2 separate regions of the Mus musculus genome follow, and region 2 is linked to region 1. Evidence: chromatin loops called from intact Hi-C (ENCODE). Cell type or tissue: left cerebral cortex. All regions are shown on one strand. Links, peaks and the distances in the headings refer to the core of each region. The heading gives the core; the rest is flanking DNA.

Evidence for each region. Peaks named below come from ENCODE experiments on the same cell type or tissue, not always from the same donor. Only the 100,000 strongest peaks of a DNase experiment are listed, where the experiment ranks them.
Region 2: a loop joins it to region 1, with 19 times the contacts of the local background. A loop is called at or near these places in 3 of 42 quality-filtered maps.

What each region holds. Positions count from the first base shown.
Region 1 is chr12:47,310,399-47,315,779 of GRCm38, forward strand. No RefSeq gene overlaps it. Among named protein-coding and RNA genes, the nearest start is that of Nova1, 490 kb to the left of the region's middle. In left cerebral cortex, for the core only: a CTCF peak has its summit at 3,263 (motif pointing left); a DNase peak (open chromatin) is centred at 3,225.
Region 2 is chr12:46,816,441-46,821,821 of GRCm38, forward strand. It overlaps Nova1 (NOVA alternative splicing regulator 1), which reads right to left and starts at 2,327. Exons shown (of 5, transcript NM_021361.2): 1 at 2,176-2,327; 2 at 446-589. The coding sequence starts at 2,311. In left cerebral cortex, for the core only: a CTCF peak has its summit at 2,271; DNase peaks (open chromatin) are centred at 1,021, 1,912, 2,292, 2,587 and 1 more place; H3K4me3 peaks cover 3,539 bases; H3K27ac peaks cover 2,133 bases.

The DNA.
Region 1 (5,381 bases), core at 322-5,321:
ATGGCTGTTGTAGTTAATAAGGAGAAACAACCTGTGCGGTGAAGGTGTGATGTATCGTTCATAAAAAACTTTGTGAACCGAAAATAATTTTAGCTGCTAACTTTAGCATTAATAATTGGCCAGTTTGAGTCAGACATTTTTCAAGAAGAACACATTAGGCAGAAGAAGGGCATGTAGCCAACTGATTAAAGACATGGTCTATTGTCTTAATAGCCAGTGTTGGAATTCGTGTTGTTCATGAGTACATGCAGTAGAGGAAGAAGAAAATGGGAACGCAATTATTTCCAGTGTAGCTCAAGATTTCTAGCCTTCCATTTTGCTTCTGTTGTACATGCGCTCTTTGTGCCATACTCCAGACAACCCTAATCACAGTGCCACATGTTCACATCAAGTTTGGTAATATATGGTCACCATGGAAGGTTTTAGAGGAGAGAAGCAATGTGATCAGAGTCATACTTAGGGAGATTTCTTTGATAGCTTTCTGGAAGACAGATTAGAGTTGAGAAAGATTGAAAGATAGGAAATAGGTTATTATGTGATTAACAGCACAGATTGATAACAGTCTAAAGTACAAGATAAGAGCAGTAAGTAAGCAGAGCAGAGGCTGCCTGTGCCTCTCTTGCTCTCTCTCTCTCTCTCTCTCTCTCTCTCTTCTCTCTCTGTGTGTCACACACACACACACACACACACACACAGCCATTTATTGCATGCATAACTACTAGTTTAGATTCATTCTCTAAATGAGGAATACCACTTCATTCTCTAAATGAGGAATACCACTTTAAAGCACAAGCAAATGTTGACTATGAAATTTGGGGTTATGATAGTTTGGAACAAGGTGACCTTATTCACCTAAAGGCCAAAGGAAAACAACATTATTGCCACTATGAAGAAATCATCAACACTGTATCAACTAAATGGGCTAGAAACTGAATGATGGAAACAATTGTCTAGAACAACCATCTTAAAGAGTCACTGTGTGATGACAACTTCTCAATGTCTCTTAGGGTGGAGCTTACAGTAAGAGGATGGAGTAAAACTTAGAGGAGTAACATAAGATATATTACATTGTGAATATGGGGTTATTTAGAAAAGCAAAGAGGAATGGGATACCTTGATCCACCTCCATAGAATGAGAACCTTTCTCTTGACTCGAATTATTTTGATTTTTAGACTGATTTTCATTCCATGATGTTAATGATTTTAGCCTATAAACATAACAAGAGTATAAATAAATATTGACTATTAAAATAACACTAAATATCAAGCACACATTCAGAAATTAGCACAGCAGCTTTTGAAGAAATGTCTCAACCTTTAATGGGATACATGTAAGCGCAACCCTCCTGTGTAGCCACAGTTCTCTTCTGGTCCTACAACCACTCATATTCTTTCTCTCCTAGTACATTCTCGGTTTTGCCTAGCTTCCTAGCCTCTGCTGCATTAAAAAAAAAAATGTATGGGTCTAATTTGCTACCAGCGAATTGCTTCTGTGTTTTCTTGGTGCTTCCCCGGCTAGGATACCAGCTAGAATATCAGCATTTATAAAAAGGTTATTTTTCTGGTAAGACTGCTTATTCTTGTTGTATGGTCTCAGAAGAATGACTCGACTTTCCCCATATTATTTTCTTCAACTCTAAAATTGATATGGTAACAATAAAGCCAAATTATAGGGTTGCTTTAAGACTGAAATGAGCCATGCATCCAGAGCACTTAGGAAGAATACCTGGTGTATAATACGTGTTCATTACGTCCTTCTAAGTTACCAAGTGTTCTGCCGGGAACAAAGAGTTGCATTCACCTTCGAGTGATCTATGAGCTATCTATAGCTTCATGTATTATATAGTTTCTTTATGAAATCTTTTCTACCACTTGAGGTCCAACTTTTGATTGCTTTCTTGTTCACACAGAAAATACTTGCTAGGAAACCGGTGCAAACAATAGAGAAAACATACTTGTCAGAAACACCAATCTAGTTTTATAAATGATGGGTCCAGGAAGCAGTTTTCATTGAATATATTCAAAATGAATGTCATTCCATATCATTATTATTGTCATTGTAGATGGGCAAATGTAACTAGGACAACGTTTCTTTCTACTTTTTTGCACACTTCAGTCTTTATCACTGAGACCTGGCAGATATTTACTATTCCACATTACAGTTACAATGCAATATTTTGTGTTTGGTGCAATTGGGAAAGGAGACAGAAAGCTTGACCCACAACTCCAATTCTACACTTGCACACTAATCATATGTCTTCAGTTTCTTCCAAATACTGTTTTTAACAAGTTGGGAATGAGGTTGTTTTATGATATGTTAAGAAATTAAAGGTCCTTCCTCTGAAGATAATCTCCTTTTCGCTGATGCACTGCTAAATACCTGTTTAAATAAAACTCTGATCTTAACTCAATTCAGTGTTATTGAATTTAAAAATAAAGAAGAGAAAAGAAATATGGTGATTTACCATTGGAATCATTATAGGAGGACACAGAAGAGTAAATATTCTTTAGCTTTCTGGAAGGATCTTTGGGCAAATATACAAACACTTTGTCCTCCATGGTTTCCCTGACACAGCAGAAAAGCAAAACCTTTGACAAGAAATGCTTGAAAATTATGGAAAAGATTTAACAAAATTTAGAAATATGAACTTTCTGACTCTAGATTAGGCCTATAAAGACAAAGCACAAGGCTTTGATGGTGGCCCAGTTACTTAGGAGAAGAGAAATAATATGTGGAAAAAAAAACAAACTTAAGATAAAAATTCTTTTGTGAAGAGGAGGATTACCAGTCTTTAGAAATTTTACTGATATATTTGACATAACTAGGAAATACTATGTTTAACACTAAGCATAAGGACAATTTAGCATTGACAAACACACAGAAACAGAACTACAAGGGTTCACATACACTTACAATGCTGCCTTGCACACCAGCCCCCACAGACACACACACACACACACACACACACACACACACACACACATCACTGAACTCTGCATCTTTTCATTTATCTTGTCCTTCTCACTCCTTCTTTTCCTTCTTCTCCATCCAGGATTCCTTCCCATTCTCTTTCCCTGTCTTCTTTTGCTCTATTCACTATTTCCTCTCCCTGTCTTTTGTTTAGCCTCCCCCCACCCCCATATTCACCCTGTAAACCACACCTTCTTCATCAATAAGCCTTCCCTCCCAGTGAGCCCACAGGCATCAGTTCTTTCATTAGTTTAACACCATCTACTGCCCTCTTGTGGCTTTGGATCCACCTCGTATGCCTCAACGCCATGCCCTTGATTGCTTTTATCAATTGAAGTGATTTTTCCAGATGAAACTTACAAATAAGATAAAAGTTACTTCCTTTTACAGACTTATATTAAATACTTATTTCCTAAAACCTCCTGTCCATAGTGTGAAAAAGATTCTGCATTCCCTTTACAAACAGTGTATGTAGTCAGTTATCCTGTCTTTCGGAAATATTTAGATATGTTGACTTCCTCTTGTGGAGTCTTAGATAAGCATATTTATATTAGGCTTTATTATGTTATAGTTACCATATTCCAATATGAAATGAAACATCTGTTATTTAGCAAAAGTATATTACTATAAGAAATCATCTGAGAATTTTATACTCCTGATCAAAGCTATTTCTTTACAACTTAATACAACACTTGGAAAAAACTCAGAAATCTACTCTTTGGGGAAAGAATTATGTATCTTATAGATTTATCTTCTGATATTTTAAGTTTGATAACAAGTACCCATGTGCCAATTCATCTCCAAAGTCAATCCACTTCTTTTAATGGTCTTCTTTAATTATATAAGGATTTCAATGTTACTATGCTTTGTAAGAAGAGTAACATCAAAGCCCAAGCAAGGATAAAGATGTCTTTTATTGAAGTTGACATGAGTGTCCTTTATATTCCTCTTTGCACTGCTTTTTATTTTAAGCTCCTCATTACCATTTTAAATTAACAGCAGAGATTTTCACTTACTCAATATAATGTTTTAATGAAAACTAAAGAGCTAATGCAGAGTAGTGCCATACAATCAGCCACACTGAATGCTCAGAAAATCAGACCACTGCTTTGTTTTGTTTTGTTTTGCTTTTTTTTTTTAAAGAACTTTTGTTTCTTATTTTGGTTGTTCAAAAGTGATGCCAGATAATTCAAATGTTTCTGTAAAATGATCCCTACCCCAAATACTCAAGAAGATTGGAGAAGATTAAATGGAGAATAAACATTAAAACATGATATTGTGAACAGTTCAATGACTGCAGCATTTCAAATTCGGGCCACCTGTCTTAGTCAGGGTTTCTATTCCTGCACAAACATCATGACCAAGAAGCAAGTTGGGGAGGAAAGGGTTTATTCGGCTTACACTTCCATACTGCTGTTCATCACCAAGGAAGTCAGGACTGGAACTCAAGCAGGTCAGAAAGCAGGAGCCGATGCAGAGGCCATGGAGGCATGTTCTTTCCTGGCTTGCCTCCTCTGGCTTGCTCAGCCTGCTCTCTTATAGAACCAAGACTACCAGCCCAGAGATGGTCCCACCCACAAGGGGCCTTTCCCCCTTGATCACTAATTGAGAAAATGCCTGACAGTTGTATCTCATGGAGGCATTTCCTCAACTGAAGCTCCTTTCTCTGTGATAACTCCAGCTGTGTCAAGTTGACACAAAACTAGCCAATACACCACCTAAGAGAGAAGCCTAAGAAAGCAAGAGCACTATGCTGAAATAATTTAGCAGTCAGTATTTTAGTTCATTTGTTTCTGCATTTGATATTTTTAAAAGTCAGGATCACTTGTATAAATAGTCAGAAATTAGTTGTAGTTTCTAATAGTCCTTAAGTTGTTTAATGCTTATAGCGTTTGGAATTCACAATGATTGTTGGGTGTGCATTCTACAGTACTGAGAGTGTCTATGGGTCCCAAACCATCCCAGCACCACCACCACATCATATTAAATGGCCTTAGTGACAGACAGTTAGGATAATGACTGTAGGAATATAATAGGAGTTAGTGCAAGTATTCTTGCTAGACAGCTATGAAGTTTCTTTAAGCACAAACAAGTGGTACTAAATCACATTGATTATGATTCTTTTCTCAGAGTAAATGTTCTTCTTACTGTGCCATTTTATAATCTCAAGTCTGCAATGAGATGATTCTGATAGGTCTGCAAGAGTGATGATGTTTGCATCATATATGTGTAGACATACTGACCCTATGGAGCACACACAAAAAGGGACCTAGAACAACCACACTTCAGAAGACCTAACAAGCAGCTGAAAGAGTCAGAAGCAGATACTTGCACCCAACCAATCGACAAATATAGCTGACCCCTGTTGTTGAATTAGGGAGAGACTGATAGAAGCTGAGGAGGAGGGTGA
Region 2 (5,381 bases), core at 191-5,190, 490 kb before region 1:
AGCAGAAAGAGGTACATAATGGATGCAGAAGTAAATGGTCCATTCTTTAAGAAACCACCCAGCCCCCTCCTCTGAATTCACACTAAACTAATTGTCATGACAATGATGTCTGCAAACTTCAGAGGAACCACATTTCCTTATGCCAACTGTCCAGGGTTCTAGCTCTAATTTTTAAGTTTTTGTGCTAGCAATTAGCATTCCAAAGCATGCAGAGAATTATCTCACCATTAGTCTAAATCACATACACAGTATATCAATTAATGGGAGGGAAAAACATGAACAACAATGGAAATACGCTTAAAGAAATTCCACAATGTATGCTAATGTAACACTCAGATCTTCATCATTTAAAAAAATTTTTTTTAAGACAACACACAGCACATGTAGATATTTGGTGTTTTTCCTTGGGAAATTAGTCAAACAATTTCTTTACCATTTCACCTACCTGGATAAAAATCTTTGGATTTAGACAGCTTGATAGTGGCTCCAGTTTCTTTTTGCAACTGAACAATTGTCTGTCCTCCCTTCCCAATTATAGATCCAGCAGCATAACTAGGTATGAGAACCTTTAGAAAGTACTGGCCGTCTTCTGAAAAATGTAAAGAAATACATTTGATTAACATGATCATTTTAAACTTTGAATCCCCAACCCACCCTCCAGAGAGAAAACATCAACTAAACCAATGGACGTAGAATTGCAGAAAACAGCACTTTAAAATGCTTAAGGAATGAAAACCACCAATTACACTGAAAAACAAGCATTTACAAAATCTTCCCCAGTTTTCGGGATTCACACGTTCTAACAATTTGCAGTACGATAGAGACTGGGGAGTAAATTCCAGTTGTTACTCCAAACATGAAAGTCTTCCAATTCTGTGGTTACCATGGCAAAATGAAAGAAACTGACCCTTTAACAAAACTTCAGAGATTTAGAACATGACAAACCTTCACTTAACATACTGAAGATGAAAAAAAATCCAACACTGTAAGTAGTGATCCGCTAAATTTGTCTGTCATAGCAAACATAAAAGACTGCAATTAATCACTGGCTATATCCGACTTTAAGTATACAAAACAACCATCTTCCTGCAAAATAGTCCACCCAAACTGTAGGGAGTATTCCAAGCCGTGAGAAACTGCCAAGGGGAAAAAAAGCGTCAATGTGGTGGACTGAGAATCTAAGTAATCCCGATGTATTTCCGCGGCACTTCTAAGTCTACTATGATCTCGGCTAAGCTCATTAATTAAAAGACCTTAAGAAGAATCTTGCCAATACTAAAAAGCTTACGAGTTATTTATTCTAAATACACTCCAAAGTCACCAAATAGATAACGCTCCATCTCCAAAAGAACCATAAAACGGAGACGGGGGCGGGGGGAGGTTCGATGAGCCGTGAAAAAAAAAAAAGAAAAATGAAATGTTTCAGAAAATAAAGCCAACTCCATAAACTTTAGTTTCCGTCAACCTGATCACGTCTTAAATAGGAAACTTCGCGGTAAATCCAGCTCTTTACTGGGAACGAGTATTCCGAATTTTTTGCGATGTGCCACTCACAAGACCCCCATCCATTTCTAATGTATATGCTGGAGATAAATTCACCTCTGCTTCGATGCATTGGATGCATTGTTAAGATGACTCCAGTGCAAATGAAGAAGCGATAGCGGTCCCGTTATAACTCATCTTCCGAGGAAGCGCAGGATGTTAACTAACAAGTCACCGTACCAGACACCCCCCTCGTATGCATACCCTTGAAGACAAATCAATGCGATATTTGTACCGACCATGTAAGTGCGCTCAGGGCATGCACTCATCAAGATTTTGCATACTACTTGTGGCCCAGAGCAAGGGGATGAACAGAGGCAAAAGTCTCCGGTGCCCCCAGCATCTGCAAGCCGCTACCCAAGTGCCATTTATTTATTTATTTGATCAGACTGTTAAATGCAGCGCGCATCTTCAGGCGGCCATCACCTCTCGCGGGGGGCGGCCCTGGGAGCGGACCCTGTCGCCGGGGCCAGCACCGGCTGGGGCGAGCGGGTCGGCTCAGAACCCCGGGTCGCCATCTTGATGAGACGGGGCCGGGGCAGGTGCAGGGGAGGGGGCGCGGGACGGCCGGCGGCAGCGGCCACGGCGCGGGAGGGCGGCGGGGACGGGGCGGGAGGCGGAAGCGATACCCACCGCCCGTGTTGGTCCTCTTGGTGCTGCCGGCTTCAGGGGGCGCTTCAAGCGGCCTTTTCCGCGAGTCCGGCGGGTCCAGATCTATGGGAACCCCCGTATGGGTCCCGTTCTGCTGAATGGGAGCTGCCGCCATCATGCTTGCAGTTCCTGCCGCTGCACCGGGAGAAGCGGCTCCCTTTTGTTTTGGCTTTTTTTTTTTTTTTTCTCGTTTGGGGTTGCTAAGGTTTTTTTTTTTTTTTTCTTTTTTTTTTTTTTTTTTTCTTTAATCGGATCAATAGCAGTCTGAGGCGGCGAGCAGTGTGGCTGATGTGCTCACTGGGGAGGGGGCAGGGCGCGGAGCAGCTGCAGTGCAGTGTCGGCTAGGAGCGGGAATGGAGGGGGTGTGGGAGCCGGAGGGTGAAGAAGGAGAAGAAAGCGGCGGGCAGAGCGGGAGTGAATGAGCGGAGGAGGCGCGGGCGGCCGGGAGGAGGGCGAGTGAATGAGCGGGAGGAGGAGCGGCCGCGGGCGGCCGGAGCGGCGGACCCGGCTAACGCGGCGCTCGCTCCCGCTGCTGCCGCCGCCGCCGCTGCCTGGGCGCGTGTGCCGCCTGCGCTGCTCCGCGCCGCTGCCGCCCGCCCGCGCTCATCGTGTCTCCCGCGCGTGGGGGGCGGCGGGCGGGGGCCGCGAGGGGCCGCGACTCCCACACGCGCCGCGCGGGGCCGGCCTCCGCGCCGGAGTCTCCGCCTGCGGGGCGGCGGGCGCGCGCGGGCTTGGCGGGGGCGCGCGGGCTTGGCGGGGGCGCGGAGCGGGCCGGGGCGCTCCCGCGGGGAGGCGGGGTGAAAGGTCGCGGGGCCCAGGCAACGCCGCTCAGGCAAACGTCAGCGGCTTGCCGCGGAAACCCAGGGGTCCACAAAACGCGCTAGGCGGGGAGGCGGAGCCGTGCGGGGAGTGACGGCAGCAGCAGCCAATGACAGCCGAGCGAGGGAGCCGGGCGGGATCCTGGTCCAGCTGGGACTTGGTGGTGACAGTTTGGGCTAGTCCGGGAAGGGCGTCTGAGTGACCGCGGGGAGGGGTGGACGGCTCAGGCAGGAGACCAGAAACCCAGCTGGGACCCGGAGAGTTCGGCAAAAGGCATTCATTAGCATCTCTGGGAGGCGGTTTTCTAAAGGAGATGTCATCAGAGGATTTCTTTCTCGCACCGTGTGACACTGTCGGGGACTTACTGTGTCTTGGCGCCTTATGTGCTTTCGGGAGCAAGCCAGGATATAAATAAATAAAGCGATATGTGGTCTCCACAGGGACCCGGGAGGCAAACTGAAGAGGCAACAGCTGAGGGTGTACGCAGCTTCACACACTGCACGAAACACAGATGAAGGCATCTGGGCACCCACGACTTACATAGCTTCGGGCGGTTTCAGGATCCTGATCCTCAGCCCTTCCACACTGGAGGGGGCGGGAGGGGGATGCGGGAAGTGTGGCTAAGCTAGCATTATAAAAGACCCTAGAGGTTATCTAGTCCAGTCCTTCTGTAGATAAGGAAAGTGACTCAGGGTATTTTGTTCAAGGTCATGCATCAAGTTAGTATTTTAAGTCCTGATGCTAGGAATCCGGGTTAGTGGAAAAGCCAAAGTCTGAAAAACTGATTTCAAACCCAATCAAGCTGTTCTGACAGTGTGTCATGGAAAAAGCCCTTATGTCAGTCATTAAATGTTTACCACTTTACATACTATCCATTGCATTCGGTACAGTCTATAGTAGTACTGTCCCATCTTGCGACGCTGTATCATTTTGAAGAGACTATTTATCCAAACTCACCTAAAAATAATAACCAGTAAACTACTAATTCAATCCCCGAATCTTTCAGACTGGGCACTATGTCATTCTGAACGCCGACTGCAGAAATTTAGAGACAGGTTCTTTTCTGCTTAAAACAAGGATTGCAACTTGTTGGACTCTCTAGACTCACGCGATCCATAGACGTCATATTTACGGTAAATGTTCTTAGACATACAAAGGCGGGCACGTATTCACCAGGTTTCTAGAATGAAAACGTTCTTTATACTCCCTACCGGAGAACATCACTTAAAAGATGGCTAAGCTAACAATAAAGGGACTCCAGTGTGATTATGTGGGCTTCTAACAAAGAATGTGCTGCATCTGGTTCAAAGAGAGGGAGAAAAATCGATCAGATAGATTGAAAGAAGGAATGGAAAAGAATCTAAACCTTTTCCTGACTCCCTGTCTAGGAAGCATGGGGATTTTGGTTGCTTTCTGCAGCGGTGAACGGCGGATGACTATTAAGGAGGAAGACAACAATGATTAGGGTTAGGCTCAGGGTTCTTCCCAAGTGTGAAAGACTCATTTGTCTCAACTGAAAAATAGCTAAATAAAGGTGGGCTGAAGGCTGAAAGAGAAAGCAGGTAAGTTAACATACGTTAATAATAGTTTATACCCAAACTCCCAAATTCTGATTTGATATGTAACGTAGAAAGAAACCATAATATGCTTCCATGACCAAATTAGAGGATTTATACACAAACCTGGATAAAATTATGGAGCTAAAGTAAAGAAAAACAGTGTTTTGAGTAAATATGTGATAGTCAAGATAACAAAAGTCAGGTCCTAGGTAGTGTGTAATCAAAGTGTCCCATGTTGTGTATAGAATATGTGAGGACATTTTTAAGTGGAAGTTCGGGAGATCTGTTATTTGGCATTAGATTGCCTGGAAGCACTGAAAAGGACAAATGATAAGCAAAGAGAGCTCTAGATATCTTAAATCATTCCAGGACATTTGGTAGAGTGGAGCATTGAACTGGAAGGAAAGCCTAGAATTAGATTTCTTAAAAAGATTTCTGAAGTAGCTTGTAAAGTATTTGTCATTGACTTGTGAAAATGGTCCATCTAAGTTTTATATGCTTGTCATGGGGTTTCTTTTGCTGTGGTGAGACACCATAACCAAAGCAACTTTGGGGAGGACAGGGTTTATCTGCTTGCACTTTCATTTCTCCTTTCTTCATGAGGAAAGTCAGCACAGGAACTCAAACAGGGCAGGAACTTGGATGCAGGAGATGATACAGAGGCCATGGAGAGGTGCTGCTTACAAACTTACTTCTCATGGCTTGCTCAGCCTGCTTTCTTATAGGACCCAGGACCACTAGTCCAGAGATGGCACCACCTACAATAGGCTGTCCCCTTCCCACTGATCACTAATTAAAAAAATACCAGAC